2 separate regions of the Homo sapiens genome follow, and region 1 is linked to region 2. The links are chromatin loops, found by intact Hi-C in ENCODE. Cell type or tissue: heart right ventricle. All regions are shown on one strand. Links, peaks and the distances in the headings refer to the core of each region. The heading gives the core; the rest is flanking DNA. Region 1 overlaps CAPZB (capping actin protein of muscle Z-line subunit beta). Region 2 overlaps MICOS10-NBL1 (MICOS10-NBL1 readthrough).

Region 1 (5,369 bases), core at 172-5,171, 270 kb before region 2:
AGCAAGATGCTCCCAAGGACAGCACCTGGACGCCATGCTGTGACCAGCAGTTCCAGGCACAGAATGAGCCCTTCAAGGATGAATTTGATCGGCCTCAGGGCTGTATCACCATCTATATGCTGGGACATCTGCAGCCACATCCCCAGCCTAAACCTCTCTCCTGGAACTCCACATGGTACATCCACAGCCTACCTGGTATCTCCACTTTGATCTAATGGGCCTCTCAAGCTTAAAGTGTCCCTATGCCTGCTCCTCCCCGAGTCCTCCTCACCTCAATCAACAGTGGCTCAGGTCCGAAGCCTTGTAATCACCCTTCACACCCCACCTCCTCTTCTTCCATCCCCACCTACCTGCAGAGGCCGCTGGCTCTACTTTTAAAAGTGACCTCAAATCTCACCACTTCTCACCATTTCAACTCTAGTCTGTGGTCTGAAGGAGGGCAAAATATAATCTCTACCTAATTTCCATTTAAAGCCAGGAAAGGGACATGATTATAAAACTGTTGTCTAGTCTCTTATAAGTCAGTATTAAACTTTTTAAGTATATGACAATGTCTGTGCCATTCAACATTTCACGTGTGTTACTTCTTTTATCCCCCCAATAAATAACCCTGTGCTAACTTTTATTACCCTCAGCCTGGCCTTCAAGACCCTGCCAGACCTGCCCTGGCCATGCCTCCTCCCTCATCTCCGCCCCCACTGCCCTCCCCTCACTGCCTTCTCCACCTCTGGCCTTCTGCCAGCTCCATCCTGGTGAGCTCATCACCCAGGGCCTCAGCACCCAGCAGGCTCTTCCCCAGACCTGGACCTTTTCATCCTCCAGTTCCCACTTGTGGGAGAGCCTTCCCTGCCTGCCCGTCCTCTCCCTCCCTCCCACTGTCCTCTTTATTTTCTTCAGGAAGCATTCTGTTGAGTAAAGAAACACTACTATTTCCGTTTTACAGATGACAAAACTAAAAGACCAGCGACAATAAGTGATTTGTCAAAGTCCCATTGACACAGGGAGCTGTGCTGGTTTGAAGCCCACACTGGCTGACTCCTGATCATTTTTCCTGCTTTGACTTCCCAGAAGCCTTGCCCCATCTCCAAAGAGAGCATCAGGGTGAAGCTTCAAGACAACCCTGGTTCTGTGGTCTCCAAATAAACCTAAAGCAGGCTGTGTTCCTCTACCATTCTCCAAGGCAGTGACTACTGCAATTCATCATGGAAACACTGGGCCAGTTTAAGGATTCCCACTCTTAAAAAATAGAGGTATAACTCCTACATGCCCTTAAAACCCAGCTCAGACATCACCTCCTTCAGGAAGTCCTCCTGGAGTTGACCATGGCCTCTTCTGTGCTACCGTCCCACCCTGAACAGACTTTGCACTGGCTGTATGAATCACATCATACAGTTACCAGTTACCCAATGTGTCTCCTATGCTAGACCTGGTGATCAGACACCCAGGGCAGGGACTAATGTCAACTTAGTTATTTACAGCCTTGGGCGAGGTGACGGAAAGAGAGAGGAGAGTTGTGTATCTGACAGAGCTGCGTTCGTAGATCCCTTACCACAGAGACCCTCCCAGCCCTCAGGATCCCCATCATATGCGCACCCTGTACACTGCCCTCCGCAGGACTGAATGCAATTATAATAGAACAGTTGTTTTTGAACAACATCCCTCTCCCGTTAGACTGGAAGATCCATGAAGGCAGGGGGCCTTTGGTCCGCTGCTCTATCTCTCATGCTTGTGGGTGGCACTCTTCAAACGTCTGCTGCATGATTGGAATAACAGATGGAACGATGAGAAGAATGGGGAGGACAAGAGAAGAAAGGAGAGGAGGGCAGGGAACAAACGGAAGGAAAGCTGAATGGGCTGCCAGCTGCCCAAGTCCAAGGTCCCCGTGCTCTGCAGCAGGTACCTACGGCAGCCCGCGTGTGCCTGCTGTGCCTGCTGCATCCCCGGGGCATGAGCTCACCTATAGGAGTCCCCATCTCTGTTGTAGTCACACAAAAGGTAATCCTTTCCCACCACCTTGTCTCTGGCAATTTTCAGTGGCTGGTCAACAGAAGACAGGAGATCCTCACATAGACTGGGGACCTGGCAGAGAGAAAGGACAAGGTCGAAACAGAGGTTAAAACAGCACACCAAACTCAGGTGGCTAACAATACTGCAGCCATATTGTGGTCAGTACCTTTAACATCTGGCCCTGGGCACTGAGACAAAATTATGGGCCTGTTCTTTTCTTTTCCACATGTGTCTGACACCAACTGTGTCCCTCTATAAAGAAACCCATTCTTGAATTACAGTGGAGCGTGATTTCTAATACAGTCTTCCTTCCAAAAACTGTGTGCAGCTTTAATTACCTGGTCACCAGGGTGGCCTAGTAAATTTAAGTGTGTATGTGCTTGGTATTGGTCTCTGGTGGGCAAAGTACAAGCTGAAGTCCCGAGAAGAAGGTAAACATTTCAAATACACAGGAATCTAAAGAACTCGGAGTAGAAAAACTCGTCCGTGCCGGGAACTCCCACAGGCTCCTATGCTGGGTGGAGTCTCCAGTACTTTCCAGGCCCCTAGCCAAGTGTTACCAGTTGGCTTGTAGAGTCAACTCTATCTGCTGCAAAGAGAGCTTCACCCCGGCTCCCCCACAGCACAGAGCCCCAGTGGGCTCACCTCCGGCTGGCCTGCCAGGGGGCCGCCTCACCAAGAAAGATGACCCCGCGGTCGGGGGCTGGCAGGACTCAAACTCTGGGCCAATGTTGCGACTCTGACACAAGGCTCTGCAAGTAACCAGGCCACTGGCCTCCTCCTCCCAACTCAAACATCAATTTCTACCAAAATATCCCAGAAAGGGATGGCAGCACTTTCAGAAATGGATTCCTTCAGGCCTGAGTCACTTCCACGCTATATTTTCAATGTGCTGACTTATTTGTTTCATGGGCCTGGGTTTATGGGGGCTCCACCATATCGTTTACCAGGAAAGTGCCTGCCAGTTGCACCAATAACCCTTCCCAGTGGAAAAATTCCATCGTATGGCAAAGACACCAGCAGAGCAGCTCAGCAGACGGGCTGACAGCGACAGTGGTTCCTGTGTTCTTCCAGAAGGCCCTTGCCACCATCCAAGAGACAGGCAGGGACAGGGAGTCCCACCACCACAGGGACCACCCAGCCTCCACGGGCTCCTCTGCTGCCCCTCCAGGGTGCTTTAGAACTCAGCTTGGAAAGCAACGCCCAGCACAACTAAAGGACTGTAACCCTGCCTCATAACTCACAGAAATTCTGGCCTTGGTGAGATGATCTGTTTCTTATACAGGGGACAGTACCCAAAGAGATAGACATACACCACCAACCCCTGTGTACAATGTGCTGGGCTTACAGGTGTGAGCCCCCAGGCCTGGCCTGTACCTGTGCTTGTTTTCAGAATTCTTTCTCCATGTGTATCTGCCCTTTCCTAACAAACATAATAAAAATGGGGGCTACTTTCAAAGTTGGTTTTGGTGATAATATCATGCACCTTACCATTTCCATGTGCCTGCCATGCACCACGCACTATGGTAGAGCATATTGTTGACTTGAAAGCTCACACGCATTCTGCAAAGTGGGTATGCAAAGCCCCATTTTACAGATTAGAGTTGAGGCCGGGAGCCATAAAGTTACCCAAGGGCCACACAAGAAGCAAGCAGTGGAGACAGAAAACAAAACCAGGGCCAGATGAGTCCAAAGTCCCTACTCCTCCTACTCTAACTTTGGTTTAATGTCCAGCTAAGGGGAAGGACAGTGCATGCTAAAGGCACCCTCTGGTGGCAAACAGCCCTCTCCTAGCCCCAGCCCTGCTTAGCTGTGGCCACAGAGCCCTTCAACTGGAAGGAAGTCCTGGCTGAGGAAGGAAGGTCTAACAGCTTCCACCCGAGGCCATCTGGGACCTGAAAGAGGCCTTGCTGTGCTGCCACAGCCAATGAAGCCACCTCACCTAACACATCATGCCTGTCCCTAAGCATCTCTGTTTATAATGCTGGGATGCTGCCTTGGCTTATCTGTTGGGCCTCAACTTTTGCCTGGAACCCATTCTCTCTGGTTGGAGTCCTGACACCATCAGCTCAATTTTTCCTCAATTACAGTAGAGACTGAGCAAACAGGGTCTGAAGTTAGACCTCCTGACTCCGCTGCGTACAAGTAGCCTTATGGCCTGGGTAAGTCATTTTACTTCTCTACTAAGACTTGGTTTCCGTACCTGTAAAATGGGGATAATAAAACCAACCCATCTGGGTGCCCATGCCCATGTGATTTTGAGGACCCACATGACACAATGCATTCCGTGTTCAGGGCAGAGCCTGGCACAGGGAAATGCACGTATGTTACTGCCTGACACGTTCAGGTTCCTTTCCCTTCCTTTAGACAATATCATCTGTCACCTGTTACTCTCAGATGGCAACAATAGCCTGGATCATACCTGAATTCACTGTGCTGCTTCAGACACAGGGTACAAACGTACCTGTGAGGATCCGGTGCTTCACCCCAGTTCCACCTGGAGCCAGCTGTTTCCCTTCTCCTGCCAGGCACACTGCTTGCAGCTAAGTCCCCTCAACGTAGGAAAGCTCACAAGAAAATAGGGTTTGGTATAAAAGAGGCTTGACTCTACTCCTATCCAAGAGATTCATCTATGAATCGAAAGCATCTGAGTAATCTCTTCCTAGCACTTAACACCAGGTGGAGTATTTTTTCATTGATCAGTTATCTGTATCCCTCACTAGAATGTAAGTTTTACTGGGGCAAGGACTTCGATCTTACTCACTGCAGGATTCTCAGTGCCTGTGGCTGTGCCTGACACACAGCAAATGCTTAATATATTTGGGAGGAAGGAAAGAAAGGAGGGAAAGAGGGAGGAAAGGAGGAGTTTTACAACACGGAGCCTCCCAAACTCCAATCAACTTTACTTTAAAATTAATAAATTGGCAGGTAATAGGAATCTTTAGCAAAAGCACTTGTCCAGAACTAAATCTGAATGGATGCTGATGACAAGTTTCCTGTGTGGTTCCAACCCAGCACTCTCAGATATGAACCATGGTATGGTGGGAAAGCACTGAACAAAGAGAACCGGAGCTGTCATGAAAGCCCTGGCATTTTTTATTAACATATGACCTCAAGGAGCCACAGCATTGGTGGAAAGAGTGAGAACTAAGAGACCTGGGTTCTAGCCTCTGCTCTGCTGTGAGCTGGCCACGGAACCTTAGGCAAAGCCCAAGACTGTTCATTTGTCAAACACAGTAGATGAGCTGCACGGAGACAGACCACCCTTGAAGATCTGTGATGGGACTTCTGAAAGCCAGTATGCCAGGTACTAACCAACCCCAGAAAAACATACATTTAAACTGGAACTCAAAAACTGGCAC
Region 2 (5,341 bases), core at 1-5,000:
TTCCTGATCTCTGGGCCTGCAACCTCTTCCAAAAAGTCACCATTACCCCATTTCCCAGTAAGCCTCCATTAGCCTCAACCCCAGTCTCAACACTCGGCTTCAGCCTAGTTGTGACCCACAGCCTCGGTTGTGACCTCTCCTAATTCCAACTCCAAGTGCTCACCCCAGCCTCCCTCCCTCCCTCTGTCCCTCCCTCCCTGCCTCCCTCCCTCTTTTCTTTCCTGTCCTTTTTTTCCCTTTCCTTTTTGACAGGTTCTTGCTCTGTCACCCAGTCTGGAGTGCAGGGACGCAATCATGGCTCACTGCAGCCCCAAGCCTGGTCTCAAGCCATCCTCCCGCCTCAGCTTCCCACATAGCTGGACTACAGGTGCACATCACAATGCATAATGTGATAATAAAAAATGTGTTATCACAGTGTGATAATAAAAAAATATTTTATTTTATTTTATTTTATTTTGAGACCAAGTCTCACTTTGCTTCCCAGGCTAGTCTTGGACTCCTGAGTTCAAGTGGTCCTCCCGCTTTGGCCTCCCAAAGTGCTAGAATTACAGGTGTGAGCCACCATGCCTGGCCCAGGCTACTTGCATTACAACCCCAGTCTCAATTCCAAATCCACATCACTTTCTGCCCCAGTCACCTCCCTGGCCCCCTGTGACCTGTTGTTCCTGAGGAAGCAAGATGGGGTCAGATATAGGAGGACAAGAGTCCCTGGACCTCTCCTAAGGGTCTAGGGGGCCAGTCCAGCCCAGGGAGCCCTGGCCTTAAATGGACCTCCAGGACCCTTCAGGTGTGCTGTGGGCAGACCTGACTCAGGAGTGAGGAAGCCGCCTGCATGCCAGGCTTGTTGAAAAATTCACTGGGTTGCCAGTTAGGGAGGAATCCATTCTATTTTGTTAGGATGTGGTTGTACTGGAAACATGGGCTTTGTCAGCAAGACCGGAAATGCGTGGGTGAGGGCCTGGATCGTGACAGGAACTCATTTGGGAGGCGGCGGGGGGGCAGCCTGTCCGACCTCACTTCCAGCTGCCCTTCCTCCCCAGTGGGCTGGGAGTGGGGCTTATCCCGGCATTGGGGTCCCCTGAGATGGAGACCTGCAGGAGAGGGGCAGGAGCTGGGGGAACTTGCTGGATGGGGAGCGGAGTGCTTGGAGGGGTTCACAGCCCTGCAGGAGCCCCACTCAGCCAGCCCACCTCTAGACCCGTGCTCCCCAGACACTTTATAAAGTACTTGGCTCTGGGCTGGGTGCAGTGGCTCACACCTGTAATCCCAGCACCTTGGGAGGCCGAGGTGGGCAGATCACTTGAGGTCAGGAGTTTGAGACCAGCCTGGCCAACCTGGTGAAACCCCATCTCTACTAAAAATACAAAAATCAGCCAGGTGTGGTGGCGAATGCCTGTAATTCCAGCTATTCTGGAGGCTGAGGCAGGAGAATCACTTGAACCCGGGAGGCGGAGGTTGCAGTGAGCCAAGATCATGCCATGACACTCCAGCCTGGGCGACAGAGTGAGACTCTGTCTCAAAAAAATAGATAAGTAAGGCCGGGCGCAGTGGCTCACACCTGTAATCCCAGCACTTTGGGAGGCTGAGGCGGGCGGATCACGAGGTCAGGAGATCGAGACCATCCTGGCTAACACGGTGAAACCCCGTCTCTACTGAAAATACAAAAAATTAGTGGGGCATGGTGGTGGGCGCCTGCAGTCCCAGCTACACGGGAGGCTGAGGCAGGAGAAGGCGTGAACCCAGGAGGCGGAGCTTGCAGTGAGCAGAGATCGTGCCACTGCACTCCAGCCTGGGCAACAGAGCGAGACTCCGTCTCAAAAAAAAAAAAAAAAAAAAAGTACCTGGCTTTGCCATCTCCATGGCCCATGGTAGGATTGTCCTAAATGGGATGCCCAGTCCCAAGCCACCTGACTCCTGGTGCTGGGCTTCTGTGGGGCCACTGGGACCAGGACTTGTCCCCTCTTCCTCCTGATTTAGCCTCATCCAGGCCCCTCTAGGGACTGTCCCAAGGTAAAGAATCCCTGACTGAGCGCATAGCTGCCTAGGAAGCCTGATCAAAACGCAGACTCCTACCCACCCTAGAACTTTTACTCCACAAGTTCCTAGGGAATTCTGATCAAATTTCAGGTTTGGGAACCACTGGCCTGGCTCACTGCACTCATTTTACAGGTGGTGGGGAAACAGGTCTGAGTGTCCCGGTCACCCAGCACACGTGGACCCATGCCCTTTCTCGGCTGTGCCGTCCTCCGAGGGTTTGGGGGCCTCCTTGAAGAAGGCACTGCCCTCATCTCTGAAGCCTCCCTCTCCCGTGCTTTTTGCACTGGGGGGCATGGGTGAAACTTACCTGGGGCGAGTCTCCTGAAAGCGGAATCCTTTGACACAGACTGCCCTGCAGCGCCACCTTTTGGCAGATCCTGGTATTGTTTTAGTATCTCACTCCATCCTATAGCAGGGGAATTTGCAAATGGCCAAGTGCTTAGCTTTGATTGGCTCCCGCTTGACTCACGTGTTAGAATGGGGCTGGGGACAGTGATCTGTGTAGAGCCCTTGTGGATTCGAGTTTCTGGTGAGGCATCTTAGAGAACAATACTGTCTGGTTCAGGGTCAGTTTTTTTGCCTGAGGTCTGGCCAGCCAAGGTGGCCCAGGAATTCACTGCAGGCCAGGTGCGGTGGCTCACGCCTGTAATCCCAGCACTTTGGAATGCTGAAGCAGGAAGATCGCTTGAGCCCCAGGAGTTTGAGACCAGCCTGGGCAACACGGCGAAACCTGGTCTTTACAGAAATTAGCCAGGTGTGGTGGCGGACGCCTGTAGTCCCAGCAACTCGGGAGGCTGAGGTGGGAGGATCACCTGAGCCCAGGGAAGTCGAGGCTTCAGTGAGCCGTGATCATGCCACTGCACTCCAGCGTGGGTGACCGAGTGAGATCTTTTCTCAAAAAACAAAACCAAAAAGAAATCACAGCAACGTGAAGGTTAAGGCTAACTTTTCAAACATCAGAATCCTGACAATGGTTGCAGTAGCTTTCAAGGAGACATGGTGTGTGGCCAGCCCCTCCAGGGCTGTGTGGACAGCTTTTTGTGTATTTTCCTGGGTGACTCACAGCATCAAAGGGAGAAAGGAGGTAGTAATTGTTCAGCACTTGACATGTGCTTGAACACTTCGTAATCGCAATCCTGTGCCAGGCAGTGGCACCATCTCCCCTTTTTAGATGAAGAAACCGAGGCACCGAGATAAAAAGTAACTTGCTCAAGGCAATTTAGGAAGTTGTAAAACCAACCAACACATATGGAATGTGTATTATCTGCTAGGCTCATTTAATATCTCATCTGACCTTCCAGATACCCATCTGATGTAGGTACCACTCCCAGCTCCAATTGTGAGATTCAGAGGGGAGAAATAACTTGTCCAAAGTTGCACTTGGTTAGTAAGTGGGAGAGCTGGGGTTGCGCCAAGGAGTCGGATGCCAGAGTCCATGCTGTAACACCACTACCCGGCCCCCTGCACCTTGCTGTGCCTCACCTGGCACCTGTGCTCCGTTCTAGGGCTCTGGAGGCCACGGGCATGATGCTTCGGGTCCTGGTGGGGGCTGTCCTCCCTGCCATGCTACTGGCTGCCCCACCACCCATCAACAAGCTGGCACTGTTCCCAGATAAGAGTGCCTGGTGCGAAGCCAAGAACATCACCCAGATCGTGGGCCACAGCGGCTGTGAGGCCAAGTCCATCCAGAACAGGTGGGACCCAAGGGGTGGGTGGGGGGATGCGGACAGGGGTCCAAGGAGGGAGGAAGAGGACCAGGGCTGCCCATCCCTGCCTCCCCAACAGTGACACAGGCATGGTGACCTCTCCTCCCACAGGGCGTGCCTAGGACAGTGCTTCAGCTACAGCGTCCCCAACACCTTCCCACAGTCCACAGAGTCCCTGGTTCACTGTGACTCCTGCATGCCAGCCCAGTCCATGTGGGAGATTGTGAGTACTGCCTGCCTGCCCCACCCAGTCTCGGCCCGGAGCCTGCCCCAGCCTTGGCCTTTCTCCCCAGGCTCCTGTATTCCAGCAGATGGCCACAGGGCCTTAGAAAGGCCCCACTGTGTGCAGGGTGAAGGGCTTGTGCTGGGGATACAAATGTGGGCCTCCCCACAGGATGGCTCAGAAGTCTGACACCAACTTGTACAGGACAGGGATGTTCCCGAAGTTCCATTCTGATGTCTCTCATGGGCTGAAGTCCTTTCAGGGGCTTCCTGTTGTTATAGGATGAGACCAAAATCTTTGCCCTGTCCCGAGAACCTGGCATGGCCTGGCTCAGTGGCCTTTCCAGCCTCCTCCTGCTTCCTGCCTTCCTTAGTAGCTTGACGCTTAACACAGCCACCTTCTTTCAGTGCCTCGCACCTGCTCCGTTCGCTTCTACCCCAGGGCCCTTGCACCTGTTCTTTTCCCTGCTTGGAACACCACCTCTGTCCCCTTTCTCTAGTTCACTTCTATTCATTCTTCTGCCCTTGGCCCAAGCAGCGTTTCCTCAGGGCCCCTTTCCAGGCCCCCTGACTGGGGCACACCCTGGTACCGTTGGCTCTCAGAGCACAGTATGCCTCCGCTTCAAGCACCTTTCACACCTGCAGTCTTCCACCTGCATCCGGGTGATTTTGACAGATCTGTTTCCCCCACTAGACTCTGATTTCCTTGAAGGAAATGTGTCTTTGTGTCCCCAGAGCTGGCACAGGGTAGGCGCTCTGTGGAAGGGAGGAAGGAAGAGAGGAAGGGAGGGAGAAGGAAAAAAGGTACTTAGATGGGTGATGATAGGGGCAGAGTAGGAGGTAGATGGGGTTCCTGCAGGGTGAGCCTCAGCTGGGCTGGGCTTTGGGGTGGGGCTCTTTTGAGGAAGTGAAGTCTGAGCTCAGACCCAAAGGCGCAGTTTAGGGCATGTGGTAGTCGGCGGGGATAGGGGGGTGGGTGGGGGGAACCTTCCAGGCAAAGGGAACAGCATGTGCGGAGTCCCTGAGGCAGAGCCCAAGCACAGGATTGGTAAGAGTGGTGCAGGGTCAGGGGTAGGGGGGCCAGCCAGCTGGTGGCACCTGAAGGTCCTGGGTGGCCTTAGTGAGGGGTCAGGGTTTGTCTCCAAGTGCAGGGGGATCGCGGCGGTGGGGGCGATTTTAGCAGGGGCAGGCCACACTGGTGGCTGCTGGTGGGGAATGGGTGGGAAGGTGGCAGGACTGGATGTGAGGAGACAGCTCTGGTGGCTTGTGCAGGGGTTCAATTTCCCCCTCCCCATGGGACCCCAGAGCTAACTGGGCATCACAGGTGGGCTCTGGGATTCTTGATCCCATGAGGAAGTATTACCCTAGGGGCTGCC

Evidence for each region. Hi-C counts contacts between places; a loop is a spot of excess contacts. Peaks named below come from ENCODE experiments on the same cell type or tissue, not always from the same donor. Only the 100,000 strongest peaks of a DNase experiment are listed, where the experiment ranks them.
Region 1: it touches region 2 in a loop (5-fold over the local background); 92 of 110 quality-filtered maps call a loop at or near these places.

Annotation. Positions count from the first base shown.
Region 1 is chr1:19,383,548-19,388,916 of GRCh38, forward strand. It overlaps CAPZB (capping actin protein of muscle Z-line subunit beta), which reads right to left. Exons shown (of 9, transcript NM_004930.5): 3 at 1,958-2,079. Among named protein-coding and RNA genes, the nearest start is that of SLC66A1, 74 kb to the left of the region's middle. In heart right ventricle, for the core only: no CTCF peak of the experiment used is centred there; DNase peaks (open chromatin) are centred at 753 and 2,559; H3K27ac peaks cover 2,882 bases.
Region 2 is chr1:19,651,470-19,656,810 of GRCh38, forward strand. MICOS10-NBL1 (MICOS10-NBL1 readthrough) reads left to right here. Exons shown (of 4, transcript NM_001204089.2): 2 at 3,543-3,731; 3 at 3,855-3,966. The coding sequence starts at 3,562. NBL1 (NBL1, DAN family BMP antagonist) reads left to right here. Exons shown (of 4, transcript NM_005380.8): 2 at 3,543-3,731; 3 at 3,855-3,966. The coding sequence starts at 3,562. Among named protein-coding and RNA genes, the nearest start is that of NBL1, 9.8 kb to the left of the region's middle. RefSeq lists a silencer at 2,424-2,563. In heart right ventricle, for the core only: a CTCF peak has its summit at 2,394 (motif pointing left); DNase peaks (open chromatin) are centred at 627, 992 and 2,402; H3K4me3 peaks cover 21 bases; H3K27ac peaks cover 2,780 bases.